Linked DNA regions of Homo sapiens: region 2 is linked to region 1. A link is an interaction called in ENCODE POLR2A ChIA-PET data of the cell type or tissue named here. Cell type or tissue: Panc1. All regions are shown on one strand. Each heading gives the region's core, and the rest is flanking DNA. Links, peaks and the distances in the headings are about the cores only. Region 1 has its middle 22 kb from the start of MIR593. Region 2 overlaps LOC124901744 (a long non-coding RNA gene).

What was found. ChIA-PET counts read pairs that join two places held together with the same protein. Peaks named below come from ENCODE experiments on the same cell type or tissue, not always from the same donor. Only the 100,000 strongest peaks of a DNase experiment are listed, where the experiment ranks them.
Region 2: POLR2A ChIA-PET joins it to region 1 with 5 read pairs; 2 of 35 experiments call an interaction of 5 or more read pairs at or near these places.

Annotation. Positions count from the first base shown.
Region 1 is chr7:128,095,778-128,111,633 of GRCh38, reverse strand. No RefSeq gene overlaps it. Among named protein-coding and RNA genes, the nearest start is that of MIR593, 22 kb to the right of the region's middle. RefSeq lists enhancers at 3,162-3,241, 7,598-8,435. In Panc1, for the core only: no CTCF peak of the experiment used is centred there; a DNase peak (open chromatin) is centred at 12,083.
Region 2 is chr7:128,218,018-128,233,873 of GRCh38, reverse strand. It overlaps LOC124901744 (a long non-coding RNA gene), which reads right to left. Exons shown (of 2, transcript XR_007060516.1): 2 at 9,265-9,841. Among named protein-coding and RNA genes, the nearest start is that of LEP, 15 kb to the left of the region's middle. In Panc1, for the core only: no CTCF peak of the experiment used is centred there; no DNase peak of the experiment used is centred there; H3K27me3 peaks cover 300 bases.

The DNA.
Region 1 (15,856 bases), core at 9,318-14,317:
AAAAAAAGGAACCCCCAGGGAGCTAACTATCCCATTCTACCATGTAAAGACACAGCACAACAGTGCCATCTGTGAAGTAGAGAGCAAATCCAAATCCACACCAGACACTGAACCTGCCAGCACCTTGATCTTGGACTTCCCAGCCTCCAGAACTATGAGCAATACATTCTGTTGTTTATAAGCCACCCAGTTTGTGATATTTTTTTCTTTTAGCAGCTTGAATGGACTAAGACAAGTACTATCTTAATTATATTTGCAAAGACCCTATTTCCAAGTAAGGTCACATGCACAGGTACTAGGGGTCTGGACTTGGACATATCTTTTGGGGGAACACTATTCAGTTCACTACAGCCAGGTGCTTGTGCAGATGCTCCTTAGTTCTGTCCCCTACCTGCAGTGTGACAAGGTCAGAGGGCACTGCAGTTGGAGGGCATGAGGCCTACAGAGGAAGCTGTTTGCCAGAGAGCTGCTTCTGTGCTGGGCTGCCCACTTCCCTCCTACACCTGGTGCAAATGAGAAGTTCAGCCAGCATCTGAGCCCTCAGCTCAGAGTCAAGGTTTACACCCAGTTCTTCTCCTTCCTTCTGCAGGAAAGAGCCAGACAATAAGAAAAAATAGGAAGAAAGGAGGTTGAATGAAAGAAATCTGAGCCTTTCAGAATGTGCACCACCTGGGCAGAGAAGAAGAAACAGAGGTGACAAGTGGGAAGACCTCCGGGCCTGAAATTCCCTGTCATGCTGCAGCTCCGGACCTGCCCCTACCTGAGTGGGGAGCAGAGGGGTGGACTGACACCTCAGACCCCTGGGCAGCTCTTGGCAAACTCACATGCTTGTCTTCAGCAATCCTGGCTTCATTTGGGGCTCTTTTCAAACCCAGGGCCTTCCCTGGGGAACCCAGGCCCCTAGCATCCTACCCACCTTCAGTAGTTGCCACACACACACACACACACACACACACACATTCTCTCTTTCTGTCTCTTCTCAGACATGTGTCTCATTCCCTTAGGCCTTCTTTTCTCAGCTTTTCAGGTGATAGGGAGCTAATCCTACCAACAAATTCAAACCAACTTGAGAGCTAATGGCTGAAACTGTTAATGATCGCTAACAAAATGAGTCCTAGGGGCGGGGTGGGGTGTGTGTGTGTGTATTTTGCATTTCTGTGCAGAAGTGTTGCAGGAACTCAGGGACCCCGAATGGAATGACTGGCTGGAGCCGTGGCAGAGGAACATAAATTGTGAAGATTTCATGGACATTTATCAGTTCCCAAATAATGCTTTTATAATTTCTTATGCCTGTCTTTACTTTAATCTCTTAATCCTGTTACTTTCATAGGCTGAGTATGTACGTCACCTCAGGACCACTGTGATAATTGTGTTAATTGTACAAATTGATTGTAAAACATGTGTGTTTGAACAATATGAAATCAGTGCACCTTGAAAATGAACAGAATAACAGCGATTTTAGGGAACAAGGGAAGACATCCATAAGGTCTGACTGCCTGAGGGGTAGGGCAAAAAGAGCCATATTTTTCTTCTTGCAGAGAGCCTATAAATGGACATGCAAGTAGGGAAGATATCACTAAATTCTTTTCCTAGCAAGGAATATTAATATTAATACCCTGGGGAAGGAATGCATTCCTGGGGGGAGTCTATAAACAGCCGCTCTGGGGACGTCTATCCTATGTGGTTGAGATAAGGACTGAGATATGCCCTGGTCTCCTGCAGTACCCTCAGGCTTACTAGGGTGGGGAAAAACCGGGCCCTGGTAAATCTGTGGTCAGACCAGCTCTCTGCTCTCGAACCCTGTTTTCTGTTGTTTAAGATGTTTATCAAGACAATATGTGCACTGCTGAAGACAGACCCTTATCAGTGGTTCTCCTTTTTGCCCTTTGAAGCATGTGATCTACTCCCTGTTCTTAGACACCCTCCCCTTTTGAAACCCTTAATAAAAAACTTGCTGGTTTGAGGTTCAGGTGGGCATCACGGTCCTACCGATATGTGATGTCGCCCCCGGCGGCCCAGCTGCAAAATTCCTCTCTTTGTACTCTCTCCTTATTTCTCAGCTGGCTGACACTTATGGAAAATAGAAAGAGCCTACGTTGAAATACTGGGGGCGGGTTCCCCCGATACAGAAGAGGCTTTAGCTCAAAGAAAGGAACCCCTGATGCTGGCAGCGAGACATATTTTTGGATTGAGGGGCTTTGTCAGAGCTCTGGATGTGTCGCGTATGTTGACCACATATACACAGCTGCTGCTGGGTCACCTCCAAGTGGCCCAGGCTGCCCTTTGCCCTACACTTGTTGGGACACAGGCCTTTGTCAACCCACCTGGGAACAGGTCTTGGTGGATCAGCGTCTCAGACAGGTCTAGCTAGGTCACATTGACATGCCTCGGGATCTATTTATTACCGTTTCCTCCTGTTTGCAAGATGAAACAACTCAGTAACACGCCTACCCAAGGTCACACACAGTACAGCTTCTTTGATGGAAGCCCAGGTGTGTTCTGTCTCTTGAGTCTAGGCTCTCTTCTTTTTATTTAGGGGGCTGTTTATCCTTTTTCAATGCCATTCCTCTCCTCTCCCTCTCCTTTCAAAAGCCAACCATTCTAAAGTGTTTTGGTTTGTAAGAGTGCAAAATGGTGTGTGTGTGTGTGCATGCGTATGCGTTTGTTGCCTGTGAGTGCTATTTTTAACCTATTTGAGTGGTTCAGAATTACAAATCTCACTTCTGTCTTCCTCTTTCTACTCAGCTCTGCTTTGAACTCTTGCATGCTCTATGTGAACCACAGTTTCCTTCCTGCTACTGAGTCCCATGGTTTGCTTCTGTTGCATCTTACCCAACCAGTCTCCCTGGAGTGGGCCCTCCATCTCCCACCACCTCAAGGAATATTGCTATAGATGTCCTACCCCGTCCTTTTATGAGAGCATGTGAGGAATTTGCGGGGGGTACATGTCAAAAAGAGACATGCAGAACCTCAGGGTGGGCATGTTCCGCACTTGCGTCAGGACTGCCATCTCACCTGCCTCCAACCCATCTACATGGCCTCATGGAATTCTTTTCCACTGTATCATGCAGGCTCCCTAGCTGTGAAACAGAGCACAGTGTCATGTAAGATTGTCAAAGCTGACACTGAGTATAGGTTGTGGTGAGCCAAAAATGTGCGATGAGAAAACCTACAAAGTTGCACTATAGAGACATAAAAATTACAGCCATTGGTGTACTGTTCTATTTTTGCCAAATGACCAGATTGTTTGATCATTCCCAATCTGTGCCTATGCTGGCAGGCTCCCGTTTGCACATCCAGATTGGCCCTCCACCCTGCTCTCTGCCCTGCAGGCAGATCTGACTGGGTGGCACCAGCAGACTCCCTCCATCTCTGGCTTCTGGTTGGTGATGGCTATGGAGAGGCACTGGCAGGGGACGAGGGAGCAGTATGGAGAGGCGCTGGCAGGGGACGAGGGAGCAGTATGGAGAGGCGCTGGCAGGGGACGAGGGAGCAGTATGGAGAGGCGCTGGCAGGGGACGAGGGAGCAGTATGGAGAGGCGCTGGCAGGGGACGAGGGAGCAGTATGGAGAGGCGCTGGCAGGGGACGAGGGAGCAGTATGGAGAGGCGCTGGCAGGGGACGAGGGAGCAGTATGGAGAGGCGCTGGCAGGGGACGAGGGAGCAGTATGGAGAGGCGCTGGCAGGGGACGAGGGAGCAGTATGGAGAGGCGCTGGCAGGGGACGAGGGAGCAGTATGGAGAGGTGCTGGCAGGGGTGAGGGAGCAGTATGGAGAGGTGCTGGCAGGGGTGAGGGAGCAGTATGGAGAGGCATTGGCAGGGGTGAGGGAGCATTATGGAGAGGCGCTGGCAGGGGATGAGGGAGCGCTGGCAGGGGATGAGGGAGCAGTATGGAGAGGCACTGGCAGGGGTGAGGGAGCAGTATGGAGAGGCACTGGCAGGGGTGAGGGAGCAGTATGGAGAGGCGCTGGCAGGGGACGAGGGAGCAGTATGGAGAGGCGCTGGCAGGGGACGAGGGAGCAGTATGGAGAGGCGCTGGCAGGGGACGAGGGAGCAGTATGGAGAGGCGCTGGCAGGGGCGAGGGAGCAGTATGGAGAGGCGCTGGCAGGGGTAAGGGAGCAGGAGAGGAGAGCAGGGCTTTACTCCCCTGGCTCCTTTCTCCCCTCAAAACGTGTCTCATTCACTTAGGCCTTCTTTGCTCAACTTTTCAGGTGACAGCAAGCCAGGTCAGCTGCCTGATGGCCCTCATGCAGCTCCTCTCAAAGGGTGCCATTAACTGTGTCCAGTCTCTGCTACTTCAGGCCTCTGGGTGGTAACCACTGCTCTCTCTTGCTGGCCCCGGGTACTGTACCATCTCTTGTTGATTTCCCTAAACTCTGCCCATATGCTTTTGTGCATATTCCTTTATTGAATGGAATGTGTTGTGTTTCCTGCTGGACCCCTGACTGATGATATAGTATCTGATATGTTAAAGGAATACATAAAATGATGGGCCAGACTACATAATATTTAAGGACAGTTTTGGCACTAACATTCAGTGTCTGAGGACAGCTACCACGTCCTGTAATATGCCTGTCTCAGTGCTCCAATCAGAAACATGACCTGGGCTGGCACCTCCCCTCTAGGACACACTTGTCTTCAAACCTTCCCCTGTGTCACCTGCCTGCCTCCAGAGTACAGTGCCACACTCCCCCCCACCCCAAACTCCTCCTCTGTGGCCCTTCAGCTCCCTGGATTGACCTTTGCCAGAGCTTTTCCCTTCCCTGCCTGCATCATGACTGTTACAAAATTGTGACAGGGTCCCAGGCTCCCAGCACAGTGCCTGGCCCATAGCAGATCCTTGGTGTTTATGGAGTGCTTGCTGGCCCTAAGATATTTTCTCTGAGCCCACCAGGATCTTCCCTGGCCCAATGGAGACAGTGACCAGCATCTGTCTGGTACCTCAGCCACCCTGTCCTGGACCCATGGCTTGTTCTACCTTGGGGAAGAAGCCAATGACAGAAGCTGGAAGATGTGGTTGGAAGATCCCAGGGTGGGGGTGGGGGCGTGGTTGGTGGGTGGTTGGTGGGCTGACACTTTAATTGCATAATTATTTCCCCAAAGACACTGGTGCTGGGGAAGATAAGGCCTGCTGCCTGCAGGATGGATGGTGTGAAGATGGGTGAGCTATATTTTCCCAGATAAAAGCACCGATTGCCTATAAACTCTGATTCTGCCTGATGTAAAAGCCACTTTATTGCACATCCAGAAATTACAACCCGTATAAAAGCACATTATTGTGATGTAAAAATAGATTTTTATATAATTTTTTCATGCCACCACCTTGTAATTCCTCATTTCCGAGCACCCTGAGATTGCACTGAGGTTTTTCTCTTTTAATTGTTTGCCATGGCATGCCAATTTATGGTAAGATATTCTCCCTGAGATCAGAGTGGGGCCAGGGCATAAATATCAGCCATGACTTCATGGCAGGCATGGTTGTGGGACACCCGAAATGCCATCAAACAACATCAGATTCCATGTGATGTCACAGATTGGGGTGGTGAGGGCTCTAGTTTTATATTCACCTGAAGCCTTCCAGGAGGGGCTCCGTCCCCTCCCTTCCGACCTGAGGGAAGGTGCAGTGTATCTCTAAGTGTCTGGCCCCTGCCTGTAGGAATGCAGCCAAGGAAAGCTGGGCTCTGGGCTCTACTTAAGCCCCACTGGCCTGATCCATCTGGCTTATGTGGCTGCCCCTAGTTCCTTCGTTGTATGGGAAGGACCCCATAAAGCTTCCCTTTCAGAACGTTGACCTTTTCCACATTTAATCTCTTTGCCTTGGTTTCCTTCCAGGCAGACAGCCATAGAAGCCCTTACTTTGGAAGAGAGGAATGAATTTCCTCTCCTGCAGAAAGCCCTTCTCCTTGGTTACCCACCCAGTCAGGATAGCTCACTGCTGCAAAGAGCAAGATCCCATCTGTCTGGCCTTCCAGAGACTCCGTCATCACTTACTGGGGGCAGAGGAGGGTCACTTTCCTGTTCTTGCACTTTGAAAGGTAGGTGCTTTGAGTGCAGCAGCACGGGCCAAACCAGGCAGCTTCTCCCCACTCCCCACTCCGGGGTAACCCTTGGCCGCCATTAGCTAACCTGCCGGCTGGCACCTGGGGCCTCCTTTCCAGGTCCTGATTCCCAGGTCTGCACTAGACCAAGCTGGAGTACCTCTGCCTGCCATCCCAAAGCTAGTGGACAGTGTCTCAGAGTGCACGGCGGTGGGGCTCACAGCCTGGTGCTTTGCGGGTGTCTCTCCCACTGGCAATGCTGGGTGGGCCAGGTGAAGAATGAATGGATGAAAGAATGTTTAGATCAGTGGCTCGCAAACTTTAGTGTGCATGGGAATCATCTGCTGGGCTCCACAGAGTTTCTGTTCAGTAGATCTGGGGTGGGGCCCCCAAATTCGCATTTTTTTTTTTGAGACGGAGTCTCGCTCTGTCGCCCAGGCTGGAGTGCAGTGGCGGGATCTCGGCTCACTGCAAGCTCCGCCTCCCGGGTTCACGCCATTCTCCTGCCTCAGCCTCCCAAGTAGCTGGGACTACAGGCGCCCGCCACTACGCCCGGCTAATTTTTTGTATTTTTAGTAGAGACGGGGTTTCACCGTTTTAGCCGGGATGGTCTCGATCTCCTGACCTCGTGATCCGCCCGCCTCGGCCTCCCAAAGTGCTGGGATTACAGGCGTGAGCCACCGCGCCCGGCCCAAATTCTCATTTTTAACAAGTTCCCAAGAGATGCTGATGCTGCTGTTCTGGGACCGGTACTTTGAGCACCACTAGCTCAGATTATCTGTGTCTCTGTCACCCGGATGAAGGGAGCGGATTATTGAGTTGTGTGCAGTGTAGACTAACAGGAGATGGAGAGCAATCCGATGACTGTATCACCGTTCCTGAGACAAGGGCGGGAAGTATGGGGGCAGGGGGAGAGTAAGAACAGGCGGTCAGAAGTCCCCAGAGACCTGCGGAGGGAGGGACTGGTAGAGGAACAAGGAGACTAAGCTCCGGACGGTGAAGCAATGGGACTCTTTGCAGCTGGGGTGGCGGGAGAGCCGGTGACCCCAGGGAGTCTGGGCTTCCAGCATCCGGAGGCTGCAGTCTGGGCCTCCGCGTCTCCGAGCGCCCGAGGCTGCCCCCGCGAAGTTAAGCGGTCTCGTGGGGGTGGGCTGCGCCGCGTCGCACGGAACCCGCCTCCTGGACGCACCCTGAAGAGGCCCGGAGACCTCCCGGGATTGCTGCCATCTCCAGCTGCAGCCCGGCCCGGTCTGCGAGCGTTGAGGGGCCCAGCCCGGTGCAGCGCCCCCGATCCTGGCGCTCCTTTCAGCTCCAAGGGGCGCGCACGCAGCCCAGGAACCGCGATCGCTCAGCCAGCCGCGGCTCCGAGCTCCGCGATTTCAGCCGCGCGGTCGGGCTCTTGAGTGTATGCGTCGAGGGGGGCCCCTCTGCAGCTGCGCTGGGGGCCGAAGCGGGGCACAGGGGGCAGGAGGCTGCGGGCCGAGGGCGCGTTGCCGAGAGCCAGACCCCGGGTTCCAAACCCCGCCCTGCAAAGAATGAGCTCTCCGACCTTGGCCAAGTCGCTTCCTTTCCTCGGCTCAGTTTCTTCATCTGTAAAATGGGGGTGGGGACGATGATCTCCGTTTCTGAGGCTCTGAGGATCTAGGACGTGGAAGGCACAGAGAAGCTCCTGCACTAACCATTCCGGGATCCCCTGACCTTTGCTTGCAACCCGGAAGAGGGTGACCTTGGAAGAACCGCCTCTCGCCCTCCGTCCTTGGCTGCCTCCCCCATAGGCAGCATCCGCACTGCCCGCGCTCGGCTCCACAGCCGCTCACCGCCCGGCCTCTCCTGGGCCTCAGGGGACGCCGTTTCCGGGCCACGGGCGTGGTTGCCGGATCGGAGTCCCACCTCGGTTTGCGACCTTGGACCAGGGTACGACCCTGGACCACAGCAACCTGGCCGCAGGATACAGCGTGTGATGTGCTTGGCACAGAGCCCGGCACAAGGGGAGAGCTCGGTGGATAAGGCCAATTGGAGAACGGAGGCCTGCCCCGCCTCCACTCAGCGCAGCGGACGGATCTAGCGTTTTTTAAAAAGAACTAGGGGCCGGGCGCTGTGGCTCATGCCTGTAATCCCGGCACTTTGGGATACCGAGGCGGGAGTATCACGAGGTCAGGAGATCGAGACCATCCTGGCCAAAGTGGTGAAACTCCGTCTATACTAAAATACAAAAAATTAGCCTGGCGTGGTGGCGCACGCCTGTAGTCCCAGCTACCCAGGAGGCTACTCAGGAGGCTGAGGCTTGAACTCAGCAGGCGGAGGTGGCAGTGAGCCGAGATCGCGCCACTGCACTCCAACCTGGCAACAGAGTAAGACTCCGTCTCAATAAAAAAAAAATAATAATAAAAATAAATAAATAAAAAAAAGTAGGGAAGCATCAACCTGGAGCAATTGAGCTTAAGGACTGCTCTTTTCCAACAAGTAAAGGCTGGCCACAGGTTCCCAGGCCTCCGTTCAGATCAAGCCCTGCCTGGGCCTGGTGGGGAGGTGAGGAAGAACGGCCTCCAATCCTGGGACTTCAACTTTCTCTGCCTGTCTCTGGGTGGGACCCCATGCCCTCTGCCAGGACTCAGCTGCACTTTTAGTCATTCACTCATAAATCATTTATTGAATACTTGCAAGTCATGGACTCTAGGCCTGTCTTCCAGAGGATATCTGTAAAACCGGGGGAAGGGTCCTTCCCTGATAAGACTACCCATAAAGTGCTTAGCCCTTGTGGGAGCACACAGATCTTGAGCTGCTGCTGACATCATGATCATTTTGGAGGTGTACAGTCTAGAGAGCCTACACTCCAGAGCTTAGCTCTGCCTGCACTCTATGTTGGCCCTGGAGCTCCTAGAGCAGAGATTCTTCACCAGCCTCAGCCCCAGCCCCTCTCCTCAGGCAGCTTCTCCTGCAGAGCTGTGCCAGGGTCTGGCTCTTTCCCTTATATTTCTGGCTTTAGGTAGCATGAGTCTTGTTTGCTCCCTGCCTCCAAACTCAGGCCTTGGTCAGACCTCCCAGGAGCCCTCTGTGGGAACCAGGTGGGCTTCTCTACCTACTACCTCCTGCTGGTAGCCTCTGGCCTGAAAGGGCTGGGGAGGGGATAGCTCCTCAGGGTGGTCCTTTGGCCCAAAGCACCTCCTGGGAGCCGGTTAGAAATGCAGATTCTTGGCCCTGCCCCATACTTACTGAAGGAGAATGTGCATTCTAACAAGATCCCCAGATGATTCACAAGCAAGTTAAAGTTTGAGAAGCGCTGCTCCAGGGCCTGCTGGCCTGGAAGGCACCAGAGGAAAATGGAAGCTTGGTCTTCAGGAAATGCCCAAGGAGCCACCTCCAGGTTCAGGGCCTTAACTCTTCCTGCTTCTGGAGAACTCTCTTGTCCCTGCCTTTAGGGGCCTCTCCCTCTCCCCAAGAAAAGTGGTCTCACTGAAGTTTACCAGGTTCAAGTATCTGCAGATAGTATCAGGGGACTTGACTGGCTCAGCTGTGGGTCCCTTGTGCCCAGCAGAGAGTAGGTGTTTAACTCTGCTTATGAACTGCAAAACAGTATTTGCAATTGGAACACGATAGCAGTAACGAGGTAAGAACTGATTTGGGCGCCACTTCCTTGAGAGGGAGTTTCCAGCCCTCTCTGCAAGCAGAAGTGGATACTTGCGTCAAGGATGCTGTGGAAGTGCCCCCTACTTTGATGTAGTAAGATTCCTGAACCCTCTTCCCATGAAAGCACTGACACAGGATGGCAAATATATGGGACACACATGACCATCCCCCTTTCCCACACCCTTGGTAGACATTAATAATTGATTACAGCTGACTTTCTGGCATGACCTTAGAATCCTTGACTACAGGGCACCCCAGGGAGCCACTATCAATTGATCAGACATGGCACTATTTGTGATCTCTGCCTCGGGTCTCCCCCCTGGGAGCTGCCCTCTACAGATCAGGCCAGATGAGACAAGGCCGCCAGGCTAGTTCCCAAGGACATCCTCCTCCCTGCAAACCCGAGTGCCTGTGCGACTGCACCTTGTGAAGCCCCCTCTGGAAACGGCCCTCCCCAGCTGTTGAGTAAAGTGCAGCTTCAGATCTGTCTTTGCCCACACGGGTCCTTCTCACTAGGGGTCAAGGTCATGTAAGTGGCTCATCATGGTGGCCTCTGTGCAGCTCCTCACACCCTGTGTAACTTGGAATCAGGCACCCACCTCTTCTGGTTTGTCACCCTGTCAAATGGGAATGTCCCCAACTGTCATGCACTGTGTGCCACTCACACAGTGGACATGAGGACGGCCTAGGAGGTGCCCCCACATCAGTGCTAATACTTCCTGCCTGGCATGATGCCCTTCGCCTGACTCTGGAGGGCTCCCTCTGCATAGCTCTGCTCCCTGGGAACCTGAGACTAGTGTTTCCCTGTTCACAGCCAGTGAGGCCTATGTGCTGGAGTCGAGGCAGGAGTGCAGCTGTGATACTGGCTGCTCCCCCTGCATCCAGGCCCCAGTAAACTCCATCTCGGGGCTTCCCATGGTGGGTGGGGTGCACTGCAGCATCCTGCCCCCTAGCACTGCCCCTGCTCCACCCCACTCCCTGCCCATGGTCCACTCAGCCCCAGCACAGGACTTTCTCCAGAACTACACCCACATCAGCAGGGAGGAGTCATTTTCTGCTGCTGGTTTTCAGGTCTGTGAATCAGAACTGGCTCCTCCAAGAGGCATCTACACACACACACACACACACACACACACACAAACACACACACACACCCCAACCCCTACCACTAACTTCCTTCTGCTGTCTAAATCCAGATTTCAGGTCTGAGGCAAAGTGTCTATGTGTAAGTTTTGGCTAGGCATGGTGTCCTCCATGCCAGGTGAGTATGGGCATATGTCCTCTCCCTAGTCCATGCAGCCAGGAGCTCTGTGCTGTTTGCTTCTGTAACTTCAGCACCCAAATGGTGCCTGGCACGACAGGTACTCAGTGCACATGCGCTGAACACCTTAGCTACAGGACTAGTTCCACGCCAGCAAGGTGAAGGGATGGAACCCCCTGCCCTGGGTGTGCATGACTCCTGCTTCCCATCACTCCACAACTGGACAGCCAGAGACTCAGCCCAGTCATCTCAGCCTCCCCACCCCCCACCTCCTGACACCTTGACTCCCTTCTGGCCTCAACCCCACAATGCTCTCAAGAGCAGAGAGGTTATTCCATGCCTGCACCCTCCTCCCTGGGTGATAACAGCAAACACTGAACACAGAATCTGTGCTGGGCCCTGTGTAAAGTGCTTTACAAATCTCACTGAATTCCTTTTTTATTTTTTTAATTAAAAAAAAAGTAGAGCTGGGGTCTCACTATGTTACCCAGGCTGGTCTTAAATGCCTAGGCTCAAGCGATCCTCCCGCCTTGGTCTCCCAGTGCTGGGACTACAGGCTTGAGCCACCGCGCCTGGCCTCTGAATTCTTTTATTAACCTTACGATGTAGGAATTTTTATCTTTTATTCTTCAGTCTACAGATGAGGGAACCGCCTCAGAAAGGTTAATTAGCCCACTTGGGGCACTCGGCTAGCGTGCGGCACGCTAGGACTCAAGCTCAGCCCGTCTGCCTTCAGAACCAACCATATCCTCCACCACTGACTCCTTGAGATCAATCTCATGGCCAAGTTCTTGACCAGCACCAACTTGGCCTGATAATTATTAGTCTGTCTGACATCTATCTATCTATTGATTCAGTCTCTGAACTCAGCCTATGGTTCTGCTTCTTTGAAACCCAAACTCCTTACCCACTGGTCAGGTCCTGTCCTGAGCATGTGTTAGGACAGGCTGGAGGGAGGTGGCCAACTCAGGCTTGGTTGTTTCTGCAGTGGGCTGGAGGGCGGACTTGGCTCCATCAATACCATTTCCTCTACTGTGACATCTCTGAGGCTGAGACTGCTGACCACAGGTGAGTCAAGCATGTAAACGCATTGTGAAGCCAAACAGAAGTATCATTTAGAATAACCGTAAGTAGCTTTGGCCTCATTTTGTTCTACGTAATTGAGAACACAAAATGTTAACACCACAGGATCTGTCTTAGACCTGTGGCATTCACGTGGCTGCAGGAGAGTGAGATCTGCCCAAGTGGAGGGGGAGCTGGCCTATCTCCCAGGCCCAGATGACTCCTATAGATTGAAGCTGCCTGCTCACTGAATTGCATCAGTATCACCTGATCCATAGCAGTGACTGGGCCCAGGGCCTAGAATGACTCGATTGAGCTGGGATAATAGGTCTGTATTGCCTGGCTAGACACAGCCAAGGCCCTCAAGCAGCAGGGTGAGGGACCCTTGTCTCCTGCTGGCCTTGCCTAAGGTTCTGAGGCAGCTGTGAAGAGGTTGGGGGGGTAGGGGCTCTGAAGCCCCTATCCTACCTTGTGTCAATTCAAGCCCCAGGCACAGGCACTCTGGCAAAGATACCTAGAGATTGTAAGGTCCCATCATGTCGTCAGGACTATTTCAGGGAAAAAATGTCCTTTAAAAGACCCTGGCACCAAGAACAGCCCAAACTATGGTGATAGGGGTAAAAGTTGTTGCTTTCAGGGATGCTGATGTTCTACAGTCGATCCAAATGGTAGCTTCACTATATATATTCGCAAAAATCCACATATGCTTAAGATCTGTGCACTTCCCGTAACTTACACTTTAATCTGAAGTGAGCAGGGTACCTTGAAGTCAGTGTCTCGTGCAGGCCTGGTCAGCTCTCCCTGTCCTGGATGGCTGCTTTTTCCCAAAAGGGTGGGGCTTCAGCTGGTCAGTGCCCAGGGCTGGTGAGAACAAAGTCCCTAGTTTTGTGGCCACACGCTAGACTTGGAATGCAGAGAGCCTTCTGAGAAGAGCCCCACCAGCCATGAGAGGGCTTTGCTCAGTGAGTTCCCTCAACCAGACCCATTGTTTATCAGGTAAACTGTTGAAGTTGTCACCCTGTCCTCAAAACCTTCCTCACCTCCCTGGAAGAGCTTTCTCCTTTGAGTTCCTACACTTTATTAATTTAATAATGTAATAGCCATCTATAGACCCACCTCCCAGACCAACACACAGAACATTCCCAGTCACTTATGTCTCCCCAGCATCCTTCCTTATCTCACCCCTGGGGTCCGCTGCCCCACCTGGAGGTGACCACCATCCAGATTTCTGTGTTTATCATCCCTTTGCTTTTATGTTTTATATACATATATGTGGGGTGTCCACATGTCCCAGTTTACTGGAGATAGTGTCAACTTACACTTGCAGTCCAAATGTCAGAATTTGTGTTCCTTTTTGCTCGCAAAAACATCCCTATTTGGACAATAAATTAAATGATCACCTAGATACATGTATATCTAAGCAACGTATTTTTGGTTTTGAGCTTTAGAATAATGGTATTATATGATATGAAGTTCTCTGAGATGTGCTTTATTCATTCAACATTATTTCTGAGATTTATCCTTGCTTTGTGTGGCTACAGTTCATTTTCATTGCTGAGTAATATTCCATTGTGTGAATACCTTGCCATGCCTGTAGTGTCTCATTTCTGTTTGTAGGAACAAAGCTGCAGTGCCCATTCTTGCATATGGGTCCTGGTGGTTTTTTTGCTTTTTTTTTGAGACGGAGTCTCACTCTGTTGCCCAGGCTGGAGTGCAGTGGCGCGATCTAGGCTCACTGCAAGCTCCGCCTCCCGGGTTCACGCCATTCTCCTGCCTCAGCCTCCCGAGTAGCTGGGACTACAGGTGCCCGCCACCAGGCCTGGCTAGTTTTTTTGTATTTTTAGTAGAGACGGGGTTTCACCGTGTTAGCCAGGAAGATCTTGATCTCCTGACCTCATGATCCGCCCGCCTCGGCCTCCCAAAGTGCTGGGATTACAGGCGCGAGCCACCGCGCCAGCCGGTGGGTTGTTCTTAACACATGCAAATAGCCCCTGGCCACAGAACCAGGAGGAAATTGCTGGGTGATGGGGCATGGCCACTGTCAACTCCACAAGCTAAGGCCACAGCATTTGTACATACATCAATTACATCAATTAGGTCTTTCTATCACCAACATCTGTTCTCAGTATACTGTGAGCCCCACGAGGCCAAAGATAACTCTCCCTTTTTCTCCCAGCCCTTAGAACAGTGCCTGGAGCAGCTCAGGAAATGCTAAATGCCTGAATGTTCAGGGGCTATGGATGGCTCAGGGCAGACTCATTCCCATCCTGGGGAAAGAAACCTCAAAGATGTTGCTGCTGGCAGAGCCACAGGAGCAGCCCCATTTTTGCATGTGCTGGTTCCTGCAATGGATCTGCAGAAATCCAGGGCACTGTCAACATGCAGTGGTTAGAAATATCTGCCTGCTTGAGGGCTCTGGGCCCGTGACAGGAGTCACTCCTCCGCCCTGTGCAACGACACCCTAGCCTCCTTTGTCTGAACTGGGACCCCAGCTCACCCTGCAGGCCCCCGAGGGCCAGGCCTGCTGGGATGGATACCCTCCAAGGCGAAAGCCATGACGGAGAGAAAAATCATAGGCCTGGGGCCGGGAGATCTGTTTTCTATTCCTGGCCCTGCCATTAATAAACTGGGTGACCTTGGGCAAGTCACTTTGTCTCCCTTCTCATCCTATAAAATGAGTTTGGACAGTGATAGCCAATTCTTGAACTTGAGAACTCATCAGAATCGCCTAGGAAACTTGTTAAAGTGGATCCCCAGGCCCCACCCCACGGGGATTGGGGTAGTAGGTCTGGAGTGGCACTTAGATACATGTATATTTACATGACAATGAATTTAAAAAGACCACTGAAAACACTCACAAATGGTTAGAAAATTCAATAGTAGAGATTATAATAAAAAGCAGCGCTTCCCATCCCTAGTGTGCTACCTACAGGCAACCACTTTTAATCATGTTTTTGATCTGATGGTTACTATCTTATTGCTAAATAATAAGCTAGTTCTTGTTTTATCAACTTCAGACATTACCCATTGTCTTCCTGCTATGACAGATGAGGAGGACTCAGCTCACTTACCCCCCCACCACTCCTAATATAGTTCTGGCACTATTTTTGGAAGCTGTATTTTAACGAGCACCCCAGGTGATTCTGATGTAGTTGGCCTGCCAGCCACACTTAGTGCCTAGTGAGAGCTGGTGGCGACACCAAAGTGCCCATGGCCCATTTCTGAAGCCCCTGGTTCTGCTTGGCTTCTGGACTTGCTGGTAGGCCCTGTCCCTACCTGTGGAGGCTCAGAAAGGCTGGGCACAGGGGTCACACAGACAAGCACACTGTTCTGGGATTGTTGGGGACGGAACTGCCTTGCCCCGTCATCTTGCTTCCCCTTCTCATCTCATGTCACCTTCTGCCCCCAGTTGCATCATTAGGATGAGCAGATTTCTCCTTTAGGGCCTGACACAGCCCTAGCAGACAGCTCAATGTCTGACTTCTAATAATCAAGGAGTGGTGTATTCATACAATGGACCACACAAAATGCACAAGCTAAAATGAACCTAACCACGCAGATGAATCTCACAGGTGTGCTGGGTGGAAGACATCAGGCACATAAGAATACATATGGTTTGAGTCCCCTTATGTAAAATGTAAAGCCACGCAAACCAAGAAAAACAAATCAACATAAAAACATAACAAACAAAATAGGCCAAAATCATCTACTGGGATAGAAGTCAAGAGGGGTTACTTTTGGGGGTGAGAGCGGCTATGGAGGGGTGCATGAGGGGCTGCTGATGCTTTTTGGTGTGTGTGCTGTTTATGTGGGTAATGTTCACTTTGTATTTGAGCGGTACCCTTTTCATTTGTGCACCTTTTCGAAT
Region 2 (15,856 bases), core at 4,201-9,200, 130 kb before region 1:
ATGTGGGAGGGAGTAGAGTCAGGCAATATGAAGCCAGGAAGCTTAGATGCCTTTTGGAGAGTCAGGGAACCCAAGGATTACTGGTGGAACCCTGTGAATAATTCCACTGAGGTGAATGAGGTGCCTCAAAGAGGGAGAATCCAGAAAGGACAGACTCTTTTCAGCTCAAAAACCTGCTCGTAGGCCAGGCTGGATGACTCACACCTGCAATCCCAGCACTTTGCGAGGTTGAGGCGGGAGGATTGATTGAGCCCAGGAGTTTGAGACCAGCTTGGGCAATATAGTGAGACGTGGTCTCTAAAAAAAAGAAAATTACCTGGGTATGGTGGCATGAGCCTATGGTTCCAGCTACTTGGGAGGCTGAAGTGGGAAGATCGCTTCACCCTGGGACTTTGAGGCTGCAGTGAGCTGTGATCTTGCCATTGCACTCTAGCCTGGGCGACAGAGGGAGACCCTTTCTCAAAACAAACAAACAACACCTGCTTATAACTTTCAAGGGAGCCCTAGGTTTGCCCACACTTTTGGGCTGTGGTCTATCTCTCCCAGTAGGTTGAGCTCCCTGAGGGCAGGAATGTGTCCATTTTTCATCTCTGCACACCACACAGACAGCCCAGTGATGAAAGATATTTGTTGAGCTGACAGGACAAACTCCGCTCCACCTCACAGCCCCTGCACCTCTTCCTCCTGCATTTTCAGACCAAGGCTCCAGGCATCTTAATATCTGGCTAAGTGTACATTGGAGCATCCTTTCTGGAGGACACTTGGGCAAGGTGCAGTAAAGACCTTAAAACATGCATACCTGTTGACCAGCTATTTCACCCCTCCTAAAAATAATCCAAGATCTCCGGGAACTGCCTCCTGCCTCCTTACATCCTGGACCTTGGCATCCTTGACATTAGGACAAGGGCATCACCTGCCCCGTTACCCATACTCCGCTCTTCCTTGATGCATGGTTAAAATACTCCCTCCTCTAGCAAGCCTGCCCCGACTCCCAGCCAGACCTCTTCTCTACTGCGTGTTAGAGTTAGTTACATGCATGACCTGTCTGAACTTCCAAACCTCAATCTATTTGAGGGCAGGTAGGCAGAATCTGTATCTGTTTTATCTTTATCCCTTTCTGCACCTCGCTGAGTGCAAAGCCAATAGCAGTTTCAGAAAGTTTAATGAAAGGGCACACTTAGAGAAAGCCTTTCGGTCACACCCAGCAGGGCTGTGAAACTGCATCCTTGGCCTGCTGACAATGACATTAGGAATGAGCTATAGAATTGCACAGTCTTCGTAGCAGCAACAGGATTTTCAACCCCACTTTTCAGAATCGCAGTCTAAAATTTAGTGGAGCAAATGGAGGCTGGAAGGGGTGAGGGGTGTTAGCCAAACACACACAGATGCTCTGGAATCCATGTGATCTGATAGTAAGTTCCAGGCTCAGTTCCTGAGCTAACTTGCTTTTCATTTATTTTGTAATACAAATATGCATTCTTTACAATAAGATCTAGCATGCAGAACTTTTGGTTTTTGGGTTCTTTTTTTTTTTTTTTTTGAGACGGAGTTTTGCCCTTGTCGCCCAGGCTGGAGTGTAATGGAGTGATCTTGGCTCACTGCAACCTCCACCTCCTGGGTTCAAGTGATTCTGCTGCCTCAGCCTCCTGAGTAGCTGGAATTACAGGCACCCGCCACCATGCCTGGCTAATTTTTGTATTTTTAGTAGAGACAAGACTTCACCATGCTGGCCAGGCTGGTCTCGAACTCCCAACCTCAGGTGATCCACTCACCTTGGCCTCCCAAAGTGCTGGGATTACAGGCGTGAGCCATCATGCCCAGCCGGTTTTTCTTTTAGAAGAGGTCTCTCTCTGTTGCCCAGACTGGAGTGCAGTGGCAAGATCGCAGCTCACTGCCTCTTCAACCTCCCATGCTCTGTCTCTCCTCCCAACTCAGCCTCCCGAATAGCTAGGACCATATGTGTATGTCACCACACTTAGCTAATTAATTAATTAATTAATTAATTTATTTATTTATTTTTGGTAGAGACAGGGGGGTCTCCCTATGTTGCCCAGGTGTTCTTGAACTCCTGGGCTCAAGCAATGCTCTCACCTTGGCCTCTTAAAGTGCTGAGATTATAGGCGCAAACCTCCGTGCCTGGCCAAAGGCTGTAAATATATGCAGAGTTCCTATGAAACTCCCCTGAGTTTCAGGGAGGATTTAATTAAGTACAATTTGATTCAAAAGAGCCAGCCTCCTGAAACAGGATTTTATGAGAGATGGAAAAGAGCCACTGTCCTGACACTTGTCAAAGACTGGGAGGACAGGCGGGCCCTGGCATCTTCTTTTTCACATCCCCAAAAGCAGCACCTTTCTATTGATAAGAACTGAATTCTTATTGGTAACATAGTTAATTACTAATGGTAAATGTCCACTTTCTGACAAGGAGAACTACTGAGAGAGCTAACGCAGGCCATGCAGGTGGAAGACACCAGCTGCAGTCAACCCTGCATGGTGGGTTGCAGCACTCCAATGTTGGAAATGAGAAAATTGAGGCTCAGAGAGGTGAATCAACCTGCTTACACTTACCCAGCAGAGCCCAGACACTAGGCTTAGTCAGTCTTACTGAGAAGTCACGGTTCTTTCCCCTCTCCCAGTGAGTCTCACTCTGGCTACGCATCAGAGGCTCCCGGTGCCCAGGTCTCAGTCCAGCCCAATAAAACTAGAATCGCTGGGCTTTGTGACAGGCATTCAATTTGTTTTGTTTGTTTGGTTGGGTTTTTTTTTTTTTGAGACTGTGTCTTGTTCTGTTGCCCAGGCTGAAGTACAGCAGCTTGATCACGGCTCACTGTAGCCCCAACCTCCCAGGCTCAGGTGATCCTCCCACCTCAGCCTCCCGTGCCACCACCCTCAGCTAATTTTTTGTAGAGATGGGGTTTTACTATGTTGTCCAGGCTAGTCTTGAACTCCTAGGCTCAAGGGATCCACTCACCTCGACCTCCCAAAGTGCTGGGATTATAGGCATGAGCCACCACGCCGGGCCAGCATTCATATTTTTAAAAAGCTCTCTCGGTGCTGTAATGAGCAACTAGAGTTGAGAGGCCTTTACCTCTAGGCTTCTGAACTCACAGGGAGCACTGACTGACAGATGTGATAGAGACTCCCACCCGGGAGCTGTCAAGGCAGATGCTGCCCTGGGCACCACCACGCCTCAATTAAGACAGAAACGCTGGGGGTGGGATCTGCACATTCACATATATACTTTAAAGCCCCTCTGGTGATTCTGAAATGCAGCCAGTGTTGAGAATTAGAGCTCAAAGGCTTAAACCAAATTGCTTCTTCAGGCCTTCCCCTTAGGTAGCCAACTAGCCCCCAACCTGACTAGGGCAGTGCCTGGGGTCCCATTTAAGCTGTGGGGAGTGAGGGTGGAGGAGAAAAATAATCAATATTTGACAATCCAGTATGCAAAGTTGTCATCAAATGTTCAAAAACAATTCCTGATCTCAAGTCAATTGAGTGGCTCCCAGCAAGTTTGTTGATAAATTTACTTGACATCATCTTCCTTTACAGAAAAAGCAAAATACACTTTAGTCTTTGCTTAGGAAAGTGATTTTTGAAAATGTCATGAATGGGGTCCAGATGAATGAGGTTCACTGTGGAAACAAAGGGGACTTGGCGGACAGGTAGAGAATGGAATCTTACCGTGCATCTATTACACACAGCATCTGTATGCAAAGCGGGCAAGAACTGCTGAAGGGGAAAACAAAAGAAGTTTAACATTCGATGCATAAAGGAGGGCAAGTGAACCCAGGGCAGAGAGCCTGGGAAGGAAGACGGGCTGGGGGCTGGGGAAGCCGGGGAACTGTACAGGATGGATTGAGCCTGTTTCTTTTGGATGATGCCCAGGCTCTGCTATACCAGCTGTGTCTGACCTTGGCAGGGCCTGCATGCCCCTCCTCTCTCCTTCCTCCTTCCCTCCCCTGCCAGTGGTGCTACCTCAGCCTCCCTCCTCCTGAAAGGCCTGGGTATCCTCTCTTTAGGAGAGCACAAGAATTGCTGGGGAACGATAATTACAGACAAAATCTCTCAACTCAGAAAACCTCTTCACAAAGGTTGAAAAGAAAGAAAACAGTTTTATTATTGCACAAGCATTCAACCAGAATGGGACGCGCATGCCAGGTGATCTGCGAAGAGATTGCAAAGACAGAAAGGAGTCTTACCTTTTGTCCAGCCAAGCAGCTCCAATCTGTTACATACGTGTTCTCACGTTAAACAATAACTAGTTTTCAGGGGACTAGTTCTATTTGTCACACATAGTTCATTCTAAAGTCTCCTGGTTATTGGAGTGGCCATCTGTGTTTGCTAATTGCCTTTATCCAAAGGAAAAATAAACTTCTTATTTCTTTATGGCAAAAGGTAGTTTTGCAAGTTGGAGCTGAAGTTAGGCTCCTATGCTTCTCTAGAGACTAGAAGATGGGGAGCTATGTTCCTTGATGATTACCTTTCAAAGGGATGATTCCCAGGTCCTTGGAGAAAGACATACCTGGGTCCTAAAGTTGGCAAGAGGCTTATTTAGCTTTTCAAAAGATTTACATACATTTAAAAGAGACAGAGAAAGAACTACTGATTACAGGTTTCCAAAAGTAAGTGCTCTAGGAAAAGGAAGTGAGATGGGCTGGGAGAGTCTCTTCTGTTACTTTCTTTTCTTTCTTTCTTTCTTTTTTTTTTTTTTTTAGACAGAGTATTGCTGTGTCATTTTGTCATCCAGGCTGGAGTGCAGTGGCCCGATCTCAGCTCACTGCAACCTCCACCTCCCTGGTTCAAGCAATTCCCTTGCCTCAGCCTCCAAGTAGCTGGAATTACAGGCGCACGCCACCATGCCTGGCTAATTTTTTTGTATTTTTAGTAGAGACGGGGTTTCACCATGTTGGTCTTGAACTCTTGACCTCAGGCAATCCGCCCACCTTGGCCTCCCAAAGTGCTGGGATTACAGGTGTGAGCCACCGTGCCCGGCTCTTCTGTTATTTTCAACAGGGAAAATTAAGCCTCTACTTCGATGGCTGGGTGCAGTGGCTCACGCCTATAATCCCAGCACTTTGGGAGGCCGAGAAGGGTGGATCTCTTGAGGTCAGGAGTTCAAGACCAGCCTGGTCAATATGGTGAAACTCCATCTCTACTAAAAAATACAAAAATTAGCCGGGTGTGGTGGTGCTTGCCAGCTACACAGGAGCCTGAAGCAGGAGAATCGCTTGAACTGAGGAGGCAGAGGTTGCAGTGAACTGAGATCATACCACTGCACTGCAGCCTGGGTGACAGAGCGAGACTCCATCTCCAAAAAAAAAAAAAAAAAAAAAAAAAAATTAAAAAATAATTTAAAAAAAAGCCTCTAGTTTCTTTGTTTGTTTTAGAGACAGGATCTTGTTCCGTTGCCCAGGCTGAAGTGCAATGGCGCGATCTTGGCTCACTGCAGACTTGACCTCCTGGGCTCAAGTGATCCTCCTACTTCGGCCTCCCAGCTAGCTGGGACTACAGGCACTTGCCACCATGCTCAGCTAATTTTTAAATTTTTTGTAGAGATGGAGTCTCACTATGTTGACCAGGCTGGTCTCGAACTCCTGAGCTCAAGAGATCCTCCTGTTTTGGCCACCCAAAGTGCTGGGATTACAGGCGTGAGCTACCACACCTGACTGTAAACCTCTTATTTTTAATGTGAATTTATCCTTACCGAATAGAGCTTTGGCTTTCATGGGGAGGGAAATGAATATTTGGTCCCAGCAGTGGGTGTCAGCTCATGACATGAGAAAATCGAAGGAGTAGCCTTAAACTGGATTTGATCTTGCAAACTTAGGAGGGAACTGGGATGGTACAAGGGTGGAGCAAGCGCCTTTAGGAGCCTCCAGGGCTTGGATAGTTTCTGAATTTGACTGGGATGTTAGTAACGGAGGTGGTCCCTCCAACCACAGAGCTCCTGACCCCTCCCCCTTCCTGCTCTTCTGGATCTCATCCCACACCCTGTGTCCCTCTTATCCCACACCTAACAGTCGGTGTCATCTTTGAGCTCTCTGTAGGGGAGGAAGGCTGTTGGGGATGCTGGACGGGTGTGGGTCCTGGGCTGTGGCTTCTTCCTTCCCTCCTCTCGGCAGCACAGCTCACAGCTTCTGCTCTACTCCAAGTAGACTCTAACCCACTGGAAACTGCAGCCAGTTCTGCAGAAAGTTCAAATCTTTAGGGACTTCATAAATTAGCCTTTACTGCTAAGTTCTCTGAAAAAAAAAAAAAAGAGAGAAAGAGAGAGAATTGGGGAGTGGGGGCAGGGGGAGGGGTTGCAAAGCACAGCACAATCACTGCTTCCTCTTCCCAAACTCTGAGTGTCCATGTTGCAACCAATCAGAAGCACCATCAGGAAGGGGCCATGGGGGTGGCAGAGTTGGTGCAGGGGATGCTGACTGGCCAAGAGGCACTGGATGACCCTGGGCAGAGCAGGAGTGCGGGCGGGAGGGATAGTGCTGAGGTACTGTGACAGCATTTGCTTTGTGTTAGCACATTCTGAGCAGCACCTTGAATTTTTCGTTTGTAAGCATGTGGGGTGTGTGCCCTTCTATGTTTATGTTAGGGAATTCAGAGCATGCTCCTGCATTTCTGCTCATGTGTGTATCTCTGAGGATGTTTTGCTGTTGCCAGTTGTCATCAGGCCTTCAGCTAATTGGATGGAGCCCACCCACATGGTGGAGGGTAATCTGCTTTACTCAAAGCCCACCGGCTTAAATGTTAATCTCATCCAAAACACCCTCACAGAAACACCCAGAATAGTGTTTGGCCAGCTATCTGGTACTGTGGCCCAGCCAGTTTGATATAAAATTAACCATCACAGTAAGGGATGTAGGGAAGGGGAGGCAAATTGTTGAGTCCCAAACACTATTTCAGCTGTCCCAGCTCCCTTCATAATGAAACAGGAGTAAAATGGAGCAATGGGTGGATGGGAAGATGGAGATGGATGGGCAGATAAGTGGATGGGAGGATGGATGGATAGGAGGATGGGTGGATGAGAGGATGAACGGATGGATGGATGGATGGGGGGATGGGTGGATGGATGGAAGGATGGATGGATAGAAGGATGGATGGATAGGAGGATGGAGATGGATGGAAGGATGGAGATGGATGGGAGGATGGATGAATAGGAGGATGGATGAATGGTAGGATGAATGGGTGGGAGGATGGATGGATGAAAGGATGGATGGATGAAAGGATGGATGGATGGAAGGATGGATGGATGGGAAGATGGATGGATGAAAGAATGAATGGATGGGAGGATGGGTGGATGGAAGGATGGATGGATGAATGGGAGGATGGAAGGATGGAAGGATGGACAATAGGAGGATGGAAGGATGGACAATAGGAGGATGGAAGGATGGATGGATGGGAGGATGGATGGGTGGATGGGAGGATGGAGATGGATGGGAGGAAGAATGAATGGGAGGGTGGATGGATGGGAGGATGGAGATGGGTGGGAAGATGGATGAAGAGGAGGATGAATGAATGAGAGGATGAATGGATGGGAGGATGGATGGATGGGAGGATGGATGATGGAAGGATGGATGGATGGGAGGATGGATGATGGAAGGATGGATGATGGGAGGATGGATGGATGGAAGGATGGATGGATTCTGGGAAGATGGATGGATGAACATAGACAGATGGGTGGATGGGGCGGTGTCTATGTAGATAATAGACAGGGATAGACAGACACTAGTACTGGCAACTTTTCAGACACTATTAGATGGAAATTTTCAAAAATACAAAATTGGAGACTGACAGAGCAGAAAGGCCAACTGACCCAACTCTAAATTTCCACATGAGGAAAATGACACCCAGAGAAGAGTGACTTCCTCAAGCTCACACATGGGTTAATGGCAGAGGTTCTATTACCTCCTGGCCTGGTTACTGAGATTGGCATAGGAATGAAGTATGTACACACCAGATCAAATGAGGCTAAACTGCAGGAGCAAACTACCTCTGAAATCTCAGAGGCCTTGCACCTCCCAGGCTTCTTGCGTGCTTACACAATGCGCCCAAGTCAGCTTGGAGGAGGAGCTCTATTCCACATCCCGCCCTGACACCTCAGCATGTGGCCCGAGTTGGCATGTTGGGTGCCAGCTCCTACATGCATCAGCCCAGAAGCAGCATCAGTCACTTTTCTATCAGCCACAAGGCCCCTAACTAATGGAAGAGGGTCAGAAAAGTGGGTGGGTACATGGATATTTGATGAGAAATGAAAGTTTCCACAAAAGAGTAGTTTTTCATCTCTTTGTGGGTCCCCAGTGTTTCCTTTTCTACATTTTTTAACCAAACAAGTTGCCCCAGGATATCTCCAAAACCCAAGGGTCTCCTCTGAGCTCTTGGAACCTCCAAGGAGTCTAACTTGACTTTGCACAGAATGCCTCCACCTTTCACTACTGTAGAATTTGGTGTGCTTTTTTGTATGTGAAGGCTAAACCATTTACTGACATTTTCACCTAAAGCACAGCAGCATCACCCCAGGGACACACTGTGTTTGGTCTCTCTCTCACTGCTACTCACTCACCTTTAGGACGTTGGCTGTCCAATTTTCAGGCTTTTAAAACTTGTTCCTCCTAGAATGTGGTTTGTTAATAAGTATTGATCAAGCATTATGATAGTTACAAGAACCTTATAGGTTTGCATCGCTAGAACCCCCACACACTGTTTATTTCCTTTGAGTCTCCTTGCCTGTACTTGAAATAAGCTGCCACATGGAGTCAGGCGGGTTTGAATTGCTTGGCTCCCCAGTGGTGTTAGTAATGAAAGCATTCTTTTCTAACGGCATTAGTGTTCTCTTTTTGTTTTGTTTTGAGATGGGGTCTCACTCTGTTGCCTTGGCTTGAGAGCAGTGGTGTGATCAAGGCTCATGGTAGCCTGAACCTCCCAGGCTCAAGCAGTCTTCCCACCTCAGCCTCCCAAGTAGCTGAGACTACAGGTGTGTGCCACCATGCCTGGCTAATTTTTGTATTTTTGTAGAGACGTGGTTCCATCATGTTGGCCAGGCTGTCCTCAAACTCCTGAGCTCAAGCAATCCACCTGCCTCAGCCTCCCAAAGTGCTGGGATTACAGGCATGAGCCACCACATCTGGCTAATGTTATTTAAATACATTTAAATAGAGCTTTTTATTAAAATAACAAAAAACAAAGAATAACAAATATTAATTTAAAATAGGATATACAGTTGGAGTTAGACCTAAAGAAATACAAACACCTAGGCATAAGCCAGTATCCTCATTACTTGTGTTGTCATTCTTTATTTGGTTTAATTCTTAGGCTCATGTAGAATTAATTGAGTCTTACATTTCTTAGGTGTGTTTCAAATCTGGTCAGATTTGTCAAGAGTCCTGGTCTCCAGCTTTGATCTTCAACTTCTTTCTTTCTTTTTTTTTCTTTTCTTTTCTTTTTCTTTTTTTTTTTTGAGATGGAGTCTCGCTCTTGTTGCCTAGGCTGGAGTGCAATGGCGCCATCTTGGCTCACTACAACCTCCACCTCCCAAGTTCAAGTGATTCTCCTGCCTTAGCTTCCTGAGTAGCTGGGATTACAGGTGCGTGCCATCACGCCCGGCTAATTTTTGTATTTTTAGTAGAGATGGGGTTTTGCTATGTTGGCCAGGCTGGTCTCGAACTTCTACCTCAGGTGATCTGTCCACCTCGGCCTCCCAAAGTGCTGGGATTACAGGCATGAGCCACCACGCCCAGCGGGATCTTCAATTTCTAATAAAGAATTCCCTCCTGACTTCTTACAGTTTCCCCCAAGAAGGCTTTGGTTTCTTCTGGGCATCTTTATCTCCATCCTGCTTTGGGCCCTGCAGATAGAAAGAGAGTAAATAGGGAGTAAATAGAGTAACATGTGATGTTTCCAGAATGTTAGAAACTCGTGAGTGCCCTTTTTCTGAATCAGCAGAGGATTTTCCTTACCTGAATTCATTTCTGAGCCTCACCTCTCTGCTGAGTACATTCTCGCAAATCTCCACAGAAGGGTCCCTTAGCCACCAGGTCTCTGATAAGGTTAGATTGCAAGCCAACCCTTTATTTTGCCTGACTCTGCAAACCCTGCTCTTTTGTACCTACGAAGCAGGCCATTCCAGAACATGACTTTTTTTTCTTTTTGATTCCTTTTTTTTTTTTTTTGATAGGGTCTTGCTCTGTCACCCTGGCTGGAGTGCAGTGGCACGATCTCGGCTCATTACAACCTCTACTCCCAGAGTTCAAGTGGTTCTCGTGCCTCAGCCTCCTGAGTAGCTGGGATTACAGGTGCACGCACCATGACTGACTAATTTTTTTTTGGTGTTTTTAGTAGAGACAGGGTTTTGTCATGTTGGCCAGGCTGGTCTTGAACTGACCCCAGGTGATCCACCCACCTCAATCTCCCAAAGTGCTGGGATTACAGGCATGAGCCACCGTGCATGGCCCAGAACATGACTTTTAAAGTTATTTTAATCAGAAGGTGACACAGAGACACAAAGTGACTTCTACTGAAGCCTCCCTGTGTGCTCAGCAGGATCCCAGGGGATAGTAAAATAGAAAAGTGTCAAAAGAGCTTTCAGTCACTGCAGGCAGAAGTTCCTGGAGAGCTGGGTCCACAGCTCCATGGCCCAAATGTCACAGAGCTGACTCGATGAGATGAACTCCCAGCATCATGGGGTTCATCATTCCTGGGCTCAGACCACTTGTGAGCCACACCGTTTCCTGTGGTTTAAGCACATGCTGCAAGTCTGAAGTCTCCTGCCAGGAGTCAGGGCTTGTGTCCATTTCTACCATCTCACCAGGTCACCAAGTGCTCTTGCTCAAGTGCAGGAAGAGAGTTGGAGCTCGGTAAAGCCACAGAACCTAAGCCTCCATCAGCCCATGTGGCAAGGAGGATGGGAGAATCAGGAAGGGCCACACTGCTGGGTTGTGCTGTGTTCTGGCACGGAGTCATTCTTGGGGGAGTTCAGGCTGTTGAATCCTGGTTATTTGCGAAGGGCTTGGAGAAGCCTTTGGCATGAATGGAGCTCTCCTCCTTAATAAGGCTGAACCAAATTGGTTAATAAAGTTACCCAATGCTGTTTCTACCAACAGTGTCCAAATTATGCCTCAATTCTGTGGCTACAGCTGCCCTGGGGGGTGGCGTGAAAGCTGCTTTAGGAACTGCAGATGTAGAAATCGTTACCATGTATTGAGTGCCTGCTGAAAGCCAGGCTCTCTGTGAAGCTTTTACTTGATTATCTTATTTAAGCCACACAGTATTCTCCATGAAGAGCATGTTCTGTGAGGGAACAACCAAAGGGAGAAAAATTCAACAGGGGGAAGGTCTTGGTCCCAGGAGGAACTGTCCTAGTGAGGTGACCTGCTCCCCACAGTGCAGGTCACCTGGAGAGGAATGACCCTGCCCTCTCAGGCACCCTCCCCATCCCCCGATGCCTCCTCCACCCACCCAGTGCTAGGGCAAGCAGAGCCATCTCTAAGCCAGGCTGTCCCCAGGCCTGCTTCGCTTCAGAAGAGAGTGCTCACTGAGCACTGTGCCACGTGCTTATCCTTCCATGATCTTGTTTTATCATCAACATAATCTTATAAGGGAGAATATTTTTGCCTCCATTTTACAGATGAGGACGCTGAGGCATAAAGGGGACAAAGGCTTGCTCATGATTCTGCAGCTAAATGCTGGCAGAGCTAAGTTCTACACACGTTCAATCTGACTGTCACCCCCTAAGGTAACCTGCCAAGTTCTGAGTCAGTCTCCATGGCCCCACCCCTTGGTGTCACAGTTGGGTGACTAGGCACATTGAGAATCTCAGGCAGGGTTAGGAGAGCCTGAAGAATTGTGGAGGAAGGTCAATTACCCTGTAAAACTGATCAATCAACAGATAAGAACAGAAATAAGCAATCTGGATTGCAGATGGTATTAGCCAGCTAGGACGGCCATAGCAGAATACCACAGATGAGCTGGCTTAAACAACAGAAATTTACATCCTCACAGTTTTGGGGCTGAGAATCCAAGATCAAGGTGCCCACAGACTTAGTTTCTGGTGAGGCCTCTCTCTTTGGCTTGCAGACATAACCTTCTCATTGTGTCCTCATGTGGCCTTTTCTCTATGCATGCTCATCCCCAGTGTGTCTCTGTGTGTCCACATTTCCTCTTTGATAGGGACATCAGTCAGATTGGATTGGTGCCCCACCTCATTTAACCTTAATCACCTCCTTAAAGATCCTATCTCCAAACACAGTTACATTGGTGATTAGGAATTCAATGTATGAATTTTAGGGGACACGGTTGAGCTCGTAACAGATTATTCAAAGCTCTTTTTCCCTCCTGCAGCAGCCCCCACAGCAGTGGGCACAGTCAGCAGCAATCCGGGTGTCAGCCCCTCTCTGCAAGGATTGGGGGCCAGATGCTCCCTCCCTGGAAGCCACATCAACGACAGACCACTGCTCTACTGAGAATTCAATAAAGACTTTTTACAGAACATTACTACAGCTCTTTTTACAGACTCCTACAGTGCTATACAACCCAACATTTACATGTAATTTTCACTTCAGCAAGATCTTTTAAATTTAAAATCTCAGCACAGTCACTGAAGCCACAACTCCCTATCTAATCAAAGTTTCTATCAATGTTAAAAGTTGGTTGTTGATTTTTTTTTTTGAGTCCTCAAAGCTGTCTGTGATTCCAGAGAGCTATGTTCTTCCCATATACAAAACTGTTCCCCTGATCCCATATCTGGAATAGTTTTTCCAATGAAAGAATGGTTTTGCGAGAAGACACACATGCCTTGGTAAACTAGCTCTCACAAAGAAGGAGGAGGAGGGAAGGAGGAAGAGAAACCCCGATTTGTAGGGGTTTACCAATTTCCATGGTATAAATACTTGCACCACGATAGATTTCAAGCTACTAATGATTTTAAAAATTGGCTTACAAAGCTCCAGAATATTTTACACCTGGCTCTCACAAGCCACTATAAGTCTGCTCCTGCACGTCACTGCTTGTGTCTCTCATGGTCACAAAAGCCCATTTTATAGATTTTAATCTGGGTCAGGGGTAAAATCTGTGATCTTGATCAAAATGAAGTCAACTAGCCCCACCAGGACTCAATCTCACCATCCGGTTTCCATTCTCGCCATGCTTTAAACCCTGAGCACAGGGTTTAAAGCTGTGCTGGGAAGCAGGAGGAGACAAAGGACCCCTCAATCCCCTGCTGCCTCGAGGATATTCTCTTTCTCTCCCTTCCTCTGTAGTTCACTCTCCAGCTCATTCCCAGGTCCCGGGTGAGCTAGCTGAAGTGGTCATGATAATACTAATAAGCTGATTTCAGAGAAGAGTTTAGTTCATTGCACCTTTGGGAAAGACCTCGGCTGGTGCTTTCCTAGGATAACAAGCTTCAGTGAAACTAACAGGGACCTGAGCACAGGTCACAAATCCATGTTCATCTAATACATGCTTCTGGTAAACCTCCCCAATTTAGAAGGACCACACATTTGCTGGAAATCAGTCACCCCACTGGCCATGGGCATTTTCATGGGGTCTTGGTCTGCGTGGAAAAGTGAAAAGTCAGTGAAGAGCAAATCCGGGTTGGATTGGTGGCAGGTGGAACAGCTGCCCAAGCATGCAGTGCTTTGTCTGGAATGGAACATCTCTATTTTTCATTCACCAAAGGTTGTGGGGGCTTCAACAAGTGCTTCCAGCCTGACTTCCTGCTGATGACAGGTGGTCAAGGTGATGTTCAAGTTCTCCTTGGGTCCTCAGTGACTCTCTGCACTCCATGTGTGTGAAAACGTGCAAGGAACTTTCATCCCAGAGGCAGAATTGAGGCGTTCCAAGGGGGCAGGCCATTGAATGTTCAGAATTCCAAGTTCATGGCTAGGATGTGGTATTTAAGAGGCAAACGATGATCTGGGAGCAGACCTTGGAGAAAACTGGGATTGGAGGAGATATACTCTACCAAATTAAATATAAGTGGGAACTGCAGCAGGCATCTGACCTGGAACTGGAGGTTTCCAGAGCAGCTGGCATGGTGAAGGAAGGACACACAGAATTGGAATTTCCCCACCCCGTCCTCTGACTGCTCTTGTTCCTCCATCAGGCAAGACTTGCTGGGAAGCAGGAGGAGACAAAGGACCCCTCAATCCCCTGCTGCCTTGAGGATATTCTCTTTCTCTCCCTTCCTCTGTAGTTCACTCTCCAGCTCATTCCCAGGTCCTGGGTGAGCTAGCTGAAGTGGTCATGATAATACTAATAAGCTGATTTCAGAGAAGAGTTTAGTTCATTGCGCCTTTGGGAAAGACCTTGGCTGGCGCTTTGCTAGGATAACAAGCTTCAGTGAAACTAACAGGGACACTAACTCACTCCACTGCTATATTCTTATTTTATATGCTGAAGGTGTCAATAGTCACTACCATAAGTAGAATCTGCTTTTCCTCTGGCAGTGGAAAGGCTAAATTGTAAATGGTGTCTTCAGGCCTTCTCTCCCTTCTAGGACTTCTCTGAGTTCAGGGGAGGGTGGACACAGATGACTTCAAACCTTCCCCTACCCTTGGGGTCCCTGGTCAGTGTTCTCCATAGTGTATGACGGCATTTGAAACATCAGTAATGACTATCCTTTCTCTTACACCCATACCCTCTCTTTACTCATAGTATTATTTTGAGGAATACATGAAATTATAATCATTGTAACTGAGCATCTACTATGTGCCAAATCCTGTGCTAGATATTTTTAAATATTATTTCCGAACCTAATAAAAACATCGTGCCATTTTATAGATGAAGAAACTGAGACTCAAAGAAGCTAACAGATTTGCTCACAGTCAGTGAGTGTTTAGGTTTTAGCTCATGTCTTTTAATCTCTATTTTTTAAATTGTTATTTTATTTTTTTAAAAAGTAAAATAAAATGGAGTCTCACTATGTTGCCCAGGCTGGTCTCGAACTCCCAGGCTCAAACCATCCTCCCACCTTGGCCTCCCAAAATTCTGGGATTACAGGCGTGAGACATCGTGCCCAGCATTTTAAACTCTAAGGCTCACATTTTTCTACTACACTACCATGTTATATAAAACATGGCATCAGACAGCACAAAATTAGGTTGTGCTGCAGTTATAGGCAGCCTGAAAATCTTGGTGGCTTACAACAACAAAGTTTTACTCCATCCTCACGTGCAATGCATGATACACACGCCTCATGTCTCTTCTCGGAGCTCGGTTTCCTAGTATTCCAGGATTCCAGCTGGTGATGGAAGAGCCACCAGACTGTTGCCAGTTCCCATGCTAGAGGGAGAGGGAGCTCTGGAGGGTCTAAAACTATCAGCGAAATGCCCTGGCATTCAGTTGGTACATGTCACTTCTACCCACAACCCATTGGCCAGAATTTTACATTACTCTTCCAAACCACAAGAGGGAGGAAGTGTAATCCCCCTGGACAGCTGAGAATAAAAAGTACATGGCGAGCAACACTAAAACCTGCCACGAGTGTCTGGCACTGGGCTTGGCCCCTACATGATTAATAAACGCTATTTCACGCCCCCTTTCCTTCCCCAGCTATGAACAGATTATGGTGAAATCATTCATTTTGGACCAAGAGACAGGCATAATGAACAGGCCCTCCATTCTGTACTCTTCCTGGTTTGCACCTGCGTCATAGGATGCTGGCTCAGATTTCTCCAGGGCCTGAGTCTCCAGTGCCTTGATGTCCGACCATGTCTCAGGGGTTTCCATCAGTCATTCTCAAGTGCTGTGTTGCAGATGATAAATGACATTCACATGCACAACACATGACACCCTCCCATGGGCATCCAACAGGGTCAGGGCTACAGGCAGTCTCTGTCCGGCAGCTGTAATTCCACCACTTCTT